2 separate regions of the Homo sapiens genome follow, and region 1 is linked to region 2. A link is a loop called in an ENCODE intact Hi-C map of the cell type or tissue named here. Cell type or tissue: ascending aorta. All regions are shown on one strand.

The links. Peaks named below come from ENCODE experiments on the same cell type or tissue, not always from the same donor. Only the 100,000 strongest peaks of a DNase experiment are listed, where the experiment ranks them.
Region 1: a loop joins it to region 2, with 7 times the contacts of the local background. A loop is called at or near these places in 1 of 110 quality-filtered maps.

Annotation. Positions count from the first base shown.
Region 1 is chr6:143,134,499-143,139,498 of GRCh38, reverse strand. It overlaps AIG1 (androgen induced 1), which reads right to left. Exons shown (of 6, transcript NM_016108.4): 2 at 2,509-2,664. It overlaps LOC124901416 (a long non-coding RNA gene), which reads left to right. Exons shown (of 4, transcript XR_007059794.1): 2 at 4,167-4,293. Among named protein-coding and RNA genes, the nearest start is that of AIG1, 76 kb to the right of the region's middle. In ascending aorta, no CTCF peak of the experiment used is centred here; no DNase peak of the experiment used is centred here; H3K4me3 peaks cover 733 bases; H3K27ac peaks cover 2,236 bases.
Region 2 is chr6:143,402,754-143,407,753 of GRCh38, reverse strand. No RefSeq gene overlaps it. Among named protein-coding and RNA genes, the nearest start is that of ADAT2, 45 kb to the left of the region's middle. In ascending aorta, no CTCF peak of the experiment used is centred here; DNase peaks (open chromatin) are centred at 1,871 and 2,188; H3K4me3 peaks cover 768 bases; H3K27ac peaks cover 3,462 bases.

The DNA of each region.
Region 1 (5,000 bases), 270 kb after region 2:
TACACATCTCTGATTCCTTATCTATTCTTTGATTTCTTTTGTGATTCTCAAGAGCACTGATCCCCTCCATGTGCTGGGTGACACGGGAGGCCCTGGCGCAGTGATGAGGACTGGCTGGGCTGTCAGAGAGCCACTAGGACAGCTGCACCCACACGCCATGAAAGTGTGATGCTGGGACTTCTGGTTTAAGAGGGATGGGGTGGGTGGGGATGAAAGGCACTTTTATTCCTCTTTTTTCTAAAACATAGGCAAAACAACAAAGACAGTGATAGATGGAGGAAAATATCAGATGTACTAAAACAAATAACTAAACAAAAAGGCCACCACTTGTTTTATAAACCATGAAACATACATGGGATAACTTTAGGAAAGACACCAAGAGTTGACATATACTTCAAGCTTCAGGCAGGTGCAAAAGTTTCCCCCAAAGGAAGGTCAAAAATGTCTAAAGGGCATATGCCATGAGCTTTTGAGGAGAGTAGCAAAATTTACAACATAAGTCAAAATTTTCCCTGTAGAGACATAATTTGATATCACATACAGAAGGGAGCTAAGAGAAAACATGTTAACACTATACTCATGTTTACTTTTTTTTTTTTTTTTTTTGAGACAGAGTCTTGCTCTGTTGCCCAGGCTGGAATGCAGTGGTGAGATCTCAGCTCACTGCAACCTCCACCTCCCAGGTTCAAGCTATTCTCCTGCATCAGCCTCCTGAGTAGCTGGGACTAAAGGAGCCCACCACCACGCCCGGCTCATTTTTTGTATTTTTAGTAGAGATGGGGTTTCACTGTGTTAGCCAGGATGGTCTTGATCTCCTGGCCTCATGATCTGCCCGCCTCGGCCTCCCAAAGTGCTGGGATTACAGGCGTGAGCCACTGCGCCTGGCCTACTTTTTTATTGTATTACTATTGTAATCCTTCTAGCCAACGAAGGCTTCCACAGGCAATGACATGGCTATAGAAATTCCAAGGGAGTAGACGTTAAAAAAGAAAAAATGTATACATGATATATATAATATACATGCATATATTAGATATTAGATATAGATGCATATACATGTACACACAGAGAGACTGAGATTTTCTAGATAATTCTTTTATGCAGAAAGTATGTATCTTTGTGCTTTATGCTAATGGAAATTTTCTCTTAGATGACTATTCTGATAGAAAGTATTTGAATTTTATATGGAAAGTCCAAAGAAGGAAATATTAAGTAATATGGAAAGCATTAAACTCTGCTATGCTAAACAATGGAATCTGAGAGATTTGCTGGTTAGCTTCAATCTGAGTACTCATTTATTTAAGTTTTCAGAGGACAAGGATGAGGGAATGAGGAGTGTCAACAAATTATAATGCTCTCTGGCCATTGTGTTTTTCTCAGGGTTAAGGGCTATTTATTTCATCCAAGAAAATATAATTTGGCACACAGAAAAAGCAATTCAGTGACCATCTGAGTGTCTACTAATTGGTCTTAAAGCAAGCATGTAGGGCCTTCTACCAGCTACAAACCTGACAAATATGAGTAATCCACTGGAAGGACTTATGATCAACTTTCTGATTCTTCCTACAATGGACTTGGTGCATGTGCTAGACCACATCACTGAGACTTCTGTTTTCCCCCGAAATCAGCTGGCAAATGAAAGGTCTGAATTTGAATTAAATAACAACTTCTTACTCATCTTTACAGTTTGTGATATATATGAGTTCTCTTCTCCTGGCTACACAGAGGTTAAAATCTGTAGGGTCTCTGAGGGCCTTTAAAAAAACATGGTTTATGTGCAGACAATGGAAAATTAACAGACTTGTGAAGGAAGTTGAGTTATGAAGAGAATCTAACTGAAAACAATGAAAATCAATGAAGTCAAAACAGACCCAAACATTAAGAGGCATTTACTTCAGTGATAGTAGCTAATGGCACAGCTGGGTAACTGAAGAAGTATGAGCTAATACTGATCTCCTCTCCCAAGTTCAAAAGCCTGGTTGACCCAAGGACCCTACCTTTCAAGTTTGGGCTGCTTAAGAAACTGATAGACTGAATTGTGTCCTCTGCAAAATTCATATGTGGAAGCCCTAACCCCCAGAATCTCACAATGTGACTGTATTTGGAGACTGGGTTTCTCAAGAGGTGATTATATATGGTTGAATGAGGTCATTAGGGGGCCCTAATCTAATATGACTGCTATACCTTATAAAAATAGGAAGTTTAGGCAAAGACAGGCACAGAGGGATGAGTGTGTGAAGACACAGTCAGAAGGCGCTGTCTGCAAGCCAAGGGGAGAGAGGCCTCAGAAGAAACGAACCCTGTGGACAACTGCATCTCAGACTTCAGCCTCCAGAACTACGAGAAAATAAATGTTTGTTGTTTAAGCCACCGCATCTGTGGTACTGACAGCTCCAGCAAACTAATAATACAGAAACCTCTTATAATGAACTCTTTTTTTTTCTCTTAGAAGTCTGAAATAAGAGCCAAGTTTCTTTTGTGGCTAAATGCATCCTCCATCATACTCACAACCCCAACAGGAAAGGCCAACACAGCTAACATCCAGTCCCGGAGAGAGATGAGCTTCTTGAGCTGCCTCTCTTGCTCCTGGTTCCCACTTCCTCGAGTCAGAAGACTGGAAAGATCAGTCAGCACACAGATGCCAAAAAAGACAGCCTGGATAACCTGTAGGGGGACAACAGCCGGTATGAGTCATTAAGATCTGGAGACCCAAGCTGTGGAACAGCAAATGAGCTGCTGGTGTACAACATGACATCTAATAAGAAAGGATCAGAAGCATATTTTAAAGAGCTGCTCCTAGAAATAGAGAACAGACATTTACAACTTGCTTTTATACAGAAAGTTCATCTTTAAAACACCACTTCCATTTTCACTCACCTCGGGACAAGTGCAAAACATGCATGCACACACACATCTAAATAGGGCCCATCAGAAAGAAGTATCAACGATCAAACCAGCAGGGCCATTATTTTAAAGCATCATGTCTATGGTTTGTCATGGTTTCTTCTATGTCATGTCTAAATCACATCTATGGTTTCTACTAGTCAATATAACTAGTGAGTTTTAACAAATATCTAAGAAGTGAAAACAAAAGGGTGAGGACTGTCTGAATAACAAGACAATTCAGTCTAAATGTGAAAAACTTTCCTATGCTTTCATCTCTTACATTTAGATATTTTTTCTATCAAAGGAAGTGGTAGGAAGTGGGTCCTTGAGTCATAAAAAAATCGACTGAATGTAATAATTAAGGCTGATATGAAACAAGTTTCTGTTGTCAAACTTGAACTAAATGACCTTCTACTCAGGTTTTTAGTATTTATGAAATAAAATATTTCCAAAGTAATATAAACAGAGATACCCATACAATTTCTCTAACCGCCCCCCCAAAAAAACTACAGGTTATACATTCCTCAAATCAATTATGAATGGAAGCATTTAGATCAGCTATGTTTTATTTACTTGGACTATTGCAAAGGAGAACACTGCAGGCAGCATACTGTAATGCAGCTAGATAGATGATCATTCAAATTATGGAAAGGGCAGAAAATGTATCCCCTGCACACAAAGTCATACCCAATTAGCACCAAGGATAGATTCAGGAAAATTTTTCTGGCTTTTTTCCTACTGAAAATAGTTTACAGATGATATCTTTGTAAAAGACACAATTTTACTCATTGCCTCTTTAGAAAAGATAGCAAGGACCTTTTTTGGTAAATTTCCTCATTGGCAGTAGAAAGAGTCTGTGAAAGCTCTGTGGATAGGGTCCTCACAAGGGAAGAAGGATCCTAAAAAGTATTTAGTTCCATCACTTAGCATAGCACTAGAACACAGAAATTGTTAACCTAGGCTTTTTGGAGTTCATCAAATCTTACTATTATTAGTCAGTCTTAGGCAGAGTAATGTTCTGTTTCCTCATAACGTAGCCTGTCTTTAGCTTCAGTGACTTAAGGTTTACTGTCATTCTTTCTGCAGCCAGAAAAGCCAGAGTAAAAGAAGCTAAGACTGCCACAATTGAGAACGACACAATAAAAGTGTTGGCAAGAGTCATGTTTTGATAACTAGAAATAACTTAAATGACTCAGGGAATAATTTCATACTTAGAAAAATGTTCTATTTTCTATTTTTCATATATTCCTATTCATATCTTTCTATTTTTCATATCCTAGGACTTTAGATGTTTGAATCTCTATGTTGGCCCTAATGGAGTTTGATTAAACTGGAGTGACCCTACCAGAGGAGAATAATCTTCATTATTCTTCATTACTAGCTAATCTGGCTAGTAAACATAAAAAGGTAACTAACAACCAGGGAAATGCAAACTAAGACCACAATGAGGTAGCATTTCTCACCAGTGTAATTATTTACAATTTAATTCTTACAATACCAAGTGTTACAAAGATGTAGAACAACCAGAAAGCTTATGGTAGGAATGCAAATCTGGACAACCGCTTTGAAAAACAACTGACAATATCTACAGATGCTCCTCAACTTATGATGCAGCTACGTCCCTATAAACTCATAGTAAACTGAAAATATCTTAAGTTGGAAATGCATTTAATACACCCGACCTATAGAATAGCATAGCTTAGCTTAGCCTATCTAAAATGTGCTCAGAACACACACATTAGCCTGCAGTTGGGAGAAATCATCTAACACAAAGCCTGTTTTATGATAAAATGTTGAAAATATCATGTAACTTATTAAATATTGTGCTGAACATGAAAAACAGAATGGCTTCATGAGTACTCAAAGTATGGTTTCTATTGAATGCGATCACTTTCACACCAGCATAAAGTCGAAATATAATAAGTCAAAAATTCTGAGTTGTGGACCATCTATAGTAACTTAAAGATGCATATACTCTATTTATTTCGTGATATAATTATAAAGGGCATTTCCTGCAGAAACTCTCATATATGTGTACTAGTCATATCTACCAAAGGTTAATTTGAGTGTTCATTGCTTCAAAAAAGTTGAAATAACTATGTTTCTTAATAGTT
Region 2 (5,000 bases):
CTCTGCCCTAGCAATACCTGTTTAGGATACACCTACATTTCCATGTCTTGGGTCTCCTTGGGGACTTTTTATTCTATCCCACTGGCCTATTTTTCTATTCCTGTGGTCAGGCCCAGACTGTGTTAATAGAGGCTTTCTAGTATGTTTCAGTGTCTACCAGAGCATTTCTCTTCACAGTTGTTATTTTAATTGCTTTCCTGGCTATTCTTGCATGTTTACCTTTCCATATTCATGTTAATAACAACTCGTCCTTGATAGTTAATTTTATGTGATACCAAATTGAGGAAGCAATTCAGGGACCCAGAGATACATTCCCATTAACAATTAATAATTCAGCCAATGGGAGGTCATGCAGAGACCTGGGCCCCAGAAGAAGATTGAGGACAAAGCACCAGTAGCGCAGATTGGGGTGAAGAAAATTATAGAGGTAGGAGGCAAACCCCAGGTAAGTACCGTAACTGGAGTCACAGTTGGCTAGAACATCAAGATAAGAAGGTGAGAAGTGGTGGCCGTGCCCTGAAGAGAGGAAGGAACCATAGCCTTACACCATGGTGGGAAAGGGCCAGTAAAGATGATGTAGGAGCCCATTTGTACTAAGTCCTCAGGTGAAGTGAATTTACTTATTCATTAAGAAGAAAATATTCCCAGCCCTCTTTTCAAATAGTCAACAATATAGCTTTCAAGAGTGTTAAGTGTATTTATGCTTTACACATATCTGAAGTAAGGTTTGCTTTATTTTATCCCTAGAAAAATCTAAGTTTTTTTCTTGGAGTGTTCAATAATTTGAAACTAAAAATTTTAAAAGCATTTCAAACAGCTCCTTTACCTCCCCTGCCCACGCATTTACCAAAATAAATAAGGCCACCATGCAAGCCACTCTCTGATTTGCATGGCAGTGAGATCTGATGCAAATTCTCACATTTTAGGCCATTTCGGGGTTTGTGGAAACGGCAAAGGGTTCCTTTCTTTAAATAGTCCTGGGCATGATACCCTTGTCCAGGATATTTTGACATTACTGTTACTGCAAAGTAAACACATTTGAGGAAATAAAATGCTAATGATAAAATAAAAATTTGGGGTGGTATCAGGTTTGGTTTTTGCTGTAAGAAAACATCCCAGTCTTGAGTGGAGAGTTAGAACTTGTGGCCTGGCTGTCGGCTGTGGCTCTCACCTCACTCCCATCCTGCTCCCTGCCATAGAGGGCTGTATTGTTCCTAACCCCCCAACATCCCCTACACACATTTCACTTCTTCCTCCTTCCAACCCCCACTGCCCCACAAAGAAAGCAGGATTGGATGCCCCTTTGCACCCCTCCAAATTCTTCAAAAGCATATAAAAGGTACATGTCATGCTCAAGGGCTTTGTATGTTTAGTCTGGCACTTATACAGAATCCAGCACTGCATCTGTTCATAAACAGGTAGTGTATGATAACCCCTGGTTCATCCCACCTGGTGAGAAGATTGTGCAGGTACCACCTCACCCTTTGCTCATCCCCATGCACCATCTCATCCTGCCCCACTGCCCAGAGCAGCTGAGGTTCCCATTCTGTGTTCCAGGTCATGGACACCATTTAGTTAATGAGGATTGATAAAGACACATTAACTATTAGAGGGAACTGGAGGAAAGGGAGAGGGAATTCATAGTTACAGAGCACCAACTTTGTCCAAGGCAAAAGTGCTTTAAATACCGTGTTTCATGTAATTATCATAGCTCTCTATGAACTGGGCATTCTTATCCTCATTTTTCACAGAGTCATTTGTGAGTCAGGAATTTTCTCACCTCTCCCTGACCCAGACGCTGTGGTGAATTATGGTACGTTTGATTTACTGGCTAGTGCATAGTAAGTGCTCAAGAATCTTTGGTTATTTGTAGCTTAATCATGGACTTTCGAAAATTCAAAGCCTGACCCCCATATAATTGTTTTCAAAGTTTCAGGCGCTGGCAGGGATATTTTGGTGGATTATCCCTGTCATGCAGGGTAGAAAGAAGACTGCCTTGTCTGAACCTGAGGAAGGTTTCTCTGACTTCTCTGATTTTGTTTCTTCTCTTTTCCGTGCCTTTGGCTGACCCCAAATTTAGAAAACCTCATAACATAATTTGGCTCTCTAGATTTTCTGAAAAGTAAGTCTGTCCCTCATGACCGAGCTTACTCTACATGCCAAAATGCCAGCTAAGTCTGACCTCAGAAGTACGGAGTGTGCTTCTCCCCATTTGAAAATGTTATTCACATTCCCTTTAAGGATTATTCCCAGCACAAGGGGCTGCTTCTGAATGCAGCCAAACGCAAATGATCAGTCAATATATGTAAATCTGCTTGACCTCACTAATCATCAGAGAAATGCTAATTAAAAATAAGAGAAGCCATTTTTTAAAATCCAACAGACTACTCCAGATTCAAAAGATGGATACTATCCCCAAGTCAGCATGGATGTAAGAAAACTCTCATATATTTTGACGGAAAAGAATATTGACGGACATCTTTAGATACCCAATTATCAGTGTTGATCAAAATTTGAAATGTGCATATTTGTTAGTTCACTTTTAGTTGTTTTCTGTCATTCTATAATTGCTTTTCCTTTTGTCTAATTTTTTCTTCTTTCTTTTCCTTCTTTTTTTTTTTTTTTTTTTTGCTTGAAGTCTTACTGGCTGAAGTGTCTTTCCTTGTGATGCACGTCCTTCACCTGCTTTCACTTATGCTCAGTTTATTCCTGCTTGCTTAATTTGAGAGAAGGAAGCACATATAACCAGGTTGTTTTTTATTTAAGGGAATTTCCTGAGAGACGCCCTCATTCTTCAGGCCCAAAAATAAATGGGAGATGTGTCTTCAAGAAAAGGAATGAGCAGCTGTGGTGAGAGGCCTCCAGCAGAGGCTGACTCTATGCCATTCTGGGGGTGCAGAACTGGGTCGCCACATGGATAGTTCACTTCTTCATCCATGGCCTGCCCAGCTCCTGGATCTTCTCTCCCTAAGTGAAGACCCAGGGCTGCCATTAGCCCACTTGGGGCCTAGTGTGAATTACAAGGCCTCCTCTTTGGGTGAAAGCACCCCTCTGGCTAGTGCTTATGAGCAGATGGGTGTCTCTGGGTGGTTTGTCTTAGCTTTGTTTAGAAACCATGGAAGGGGCTCTATCCCAGCCTCTTTTATTCACCCTCTGGGCCAGGCATGCTTTAGCGGGGCACCACCTGTGCAACCTTACCTGGGGGCCCTGAAAGGATGCTAGTTTGTCTTGCAGAGCCAATGGGAAATTGACACGTTGCCTGAGCTGTAATGTGGGCTTCAGCCTCCTTGCCCACCTGAGACCAGGCGTTAGCATTTTTGGTAGAAATGTTCAGTAGTTTTGTTCGGGGCATGGCCATTTCTTTGTTTCATTAAAGACAGAGTTTTCTTCCATGAGTTTTAAGAGACAGGAGTAGAGTAAAATCCCTGTTTCCTCAAACATGTTTAGCCAGAAGCTTAATTTCAGAAACATAACATTGTAACTTATTTGAAATTGTCTTTCATTTTACATTTTTTTTGGATGCCTGCATACTCATAACTGGCTTCTGTCAGTCACATGCATTTATTGCAGAGAAAACGTACTTAGATTTCTAGTTACATAGTGTTGTTCAAAAACACTATTTTTTCTTGACTTTCGTGCCAGTCAAATATCACCTCATCATCTTTGGTTCCTATACTGTCTTCAGTATTCTTTTGCAGTTTTCCCAAGAATGCTGCTGTCTGGGGAGGTATACAAAAGGGTTCTACATTTTGATTATGGCACATTTCACTTATTTTCAGTACACGAACCCCACGTTACTTAGTTTCAAAATTCCAGTGGACTGTGATGACAATTTTAGCTAAACTATCAGTCTGTTGCAGGCTTGGTGGAGTGGTTTGAGTTAGGCTATGGCTATTTGTGTGTCTACCTTACAGGAGAAGAAAGAAACAACAGCTATTTGATAAGGAAAGGCCAATTCTGTTGAGCATCTTTTTTTTTTTCTGGTTCTTTTTACTTTCTGTTTTATTGGGTTGTTCACTCCAGCAAGAAAAAGACCAGCTTATATTTGGCCTCATAGGTAAAAGTGGAATATGGAATCCACATTAATTGGTGCCATTTTTTTCCTTATTAATTCTGTTCTCTTACAGATTGCCACCCTGGGCAGCTGGTTTCGTTCGTGGGCAGCCACTAGTGAGGAGAGCTCTTCAGCTCCTTCTTCCCTAAGGTCTATGATTTTGACATTAGAAAAGACTTGATTTCTATGTTCATGACTCTCCTGTAAGACCGCTCCAACAGGCCAGGATGGAGGCTCCTTCTCTTGTAGGAGGCAGCTTCTCCTGCATACTTAGATTTTGTGACCCAGGTTTCTGGATTTGAACAACCGCCCTATTTGAAAACAGCTTCAAAAGAGCACCCGAGTGTCCCCAGGATCATACTGAGCCATTATTTCCTGTTTTGTAACTTTGGTGGGTGGAATAACTTTTTCCTCAGGAGAGAGTCTTTTATTTTCTTTTTCTTTTTTTTAATAATATTCTCCGGGTTCCAAGTAAATTTTTATGAGGAGGAGCCACAAAAATATATTGGGAGGAGAGGGGTAAAGACAGCAAAAAAGTAATGCATGCTTTAATATAGCTGAGTTGACTGAAAATCAAAAATAAAATTCTAAGCCCCTCAACCATCTGAATGGATGCCTCATCTCAGCCAAGGACTTTCCAAAGTTAACCTGAAAAACTAGTTCAGGCCATGATGGGAAGTGGGATTTGGACATGCCTCATTATACACTTCTCCCTTTTTGAATTCGGGCACAGCTGACCAGCATTAACATCAACACAGAGCCCTAAGACCAGCAGAACAACTCTAAGTCTGATAAGAAATATTTACAAGCTGGCCAGGCGTGGTGGCTCATGCCTGTATTCCCAGCGCTTTGGGAGGCTGAGGCGGGTGGATCATCTGAGGTCAGACATTCGAGACCAGCCTGGTCAACATGGTGAAAACCAGTCTCTACTAAAAATACAAAAATT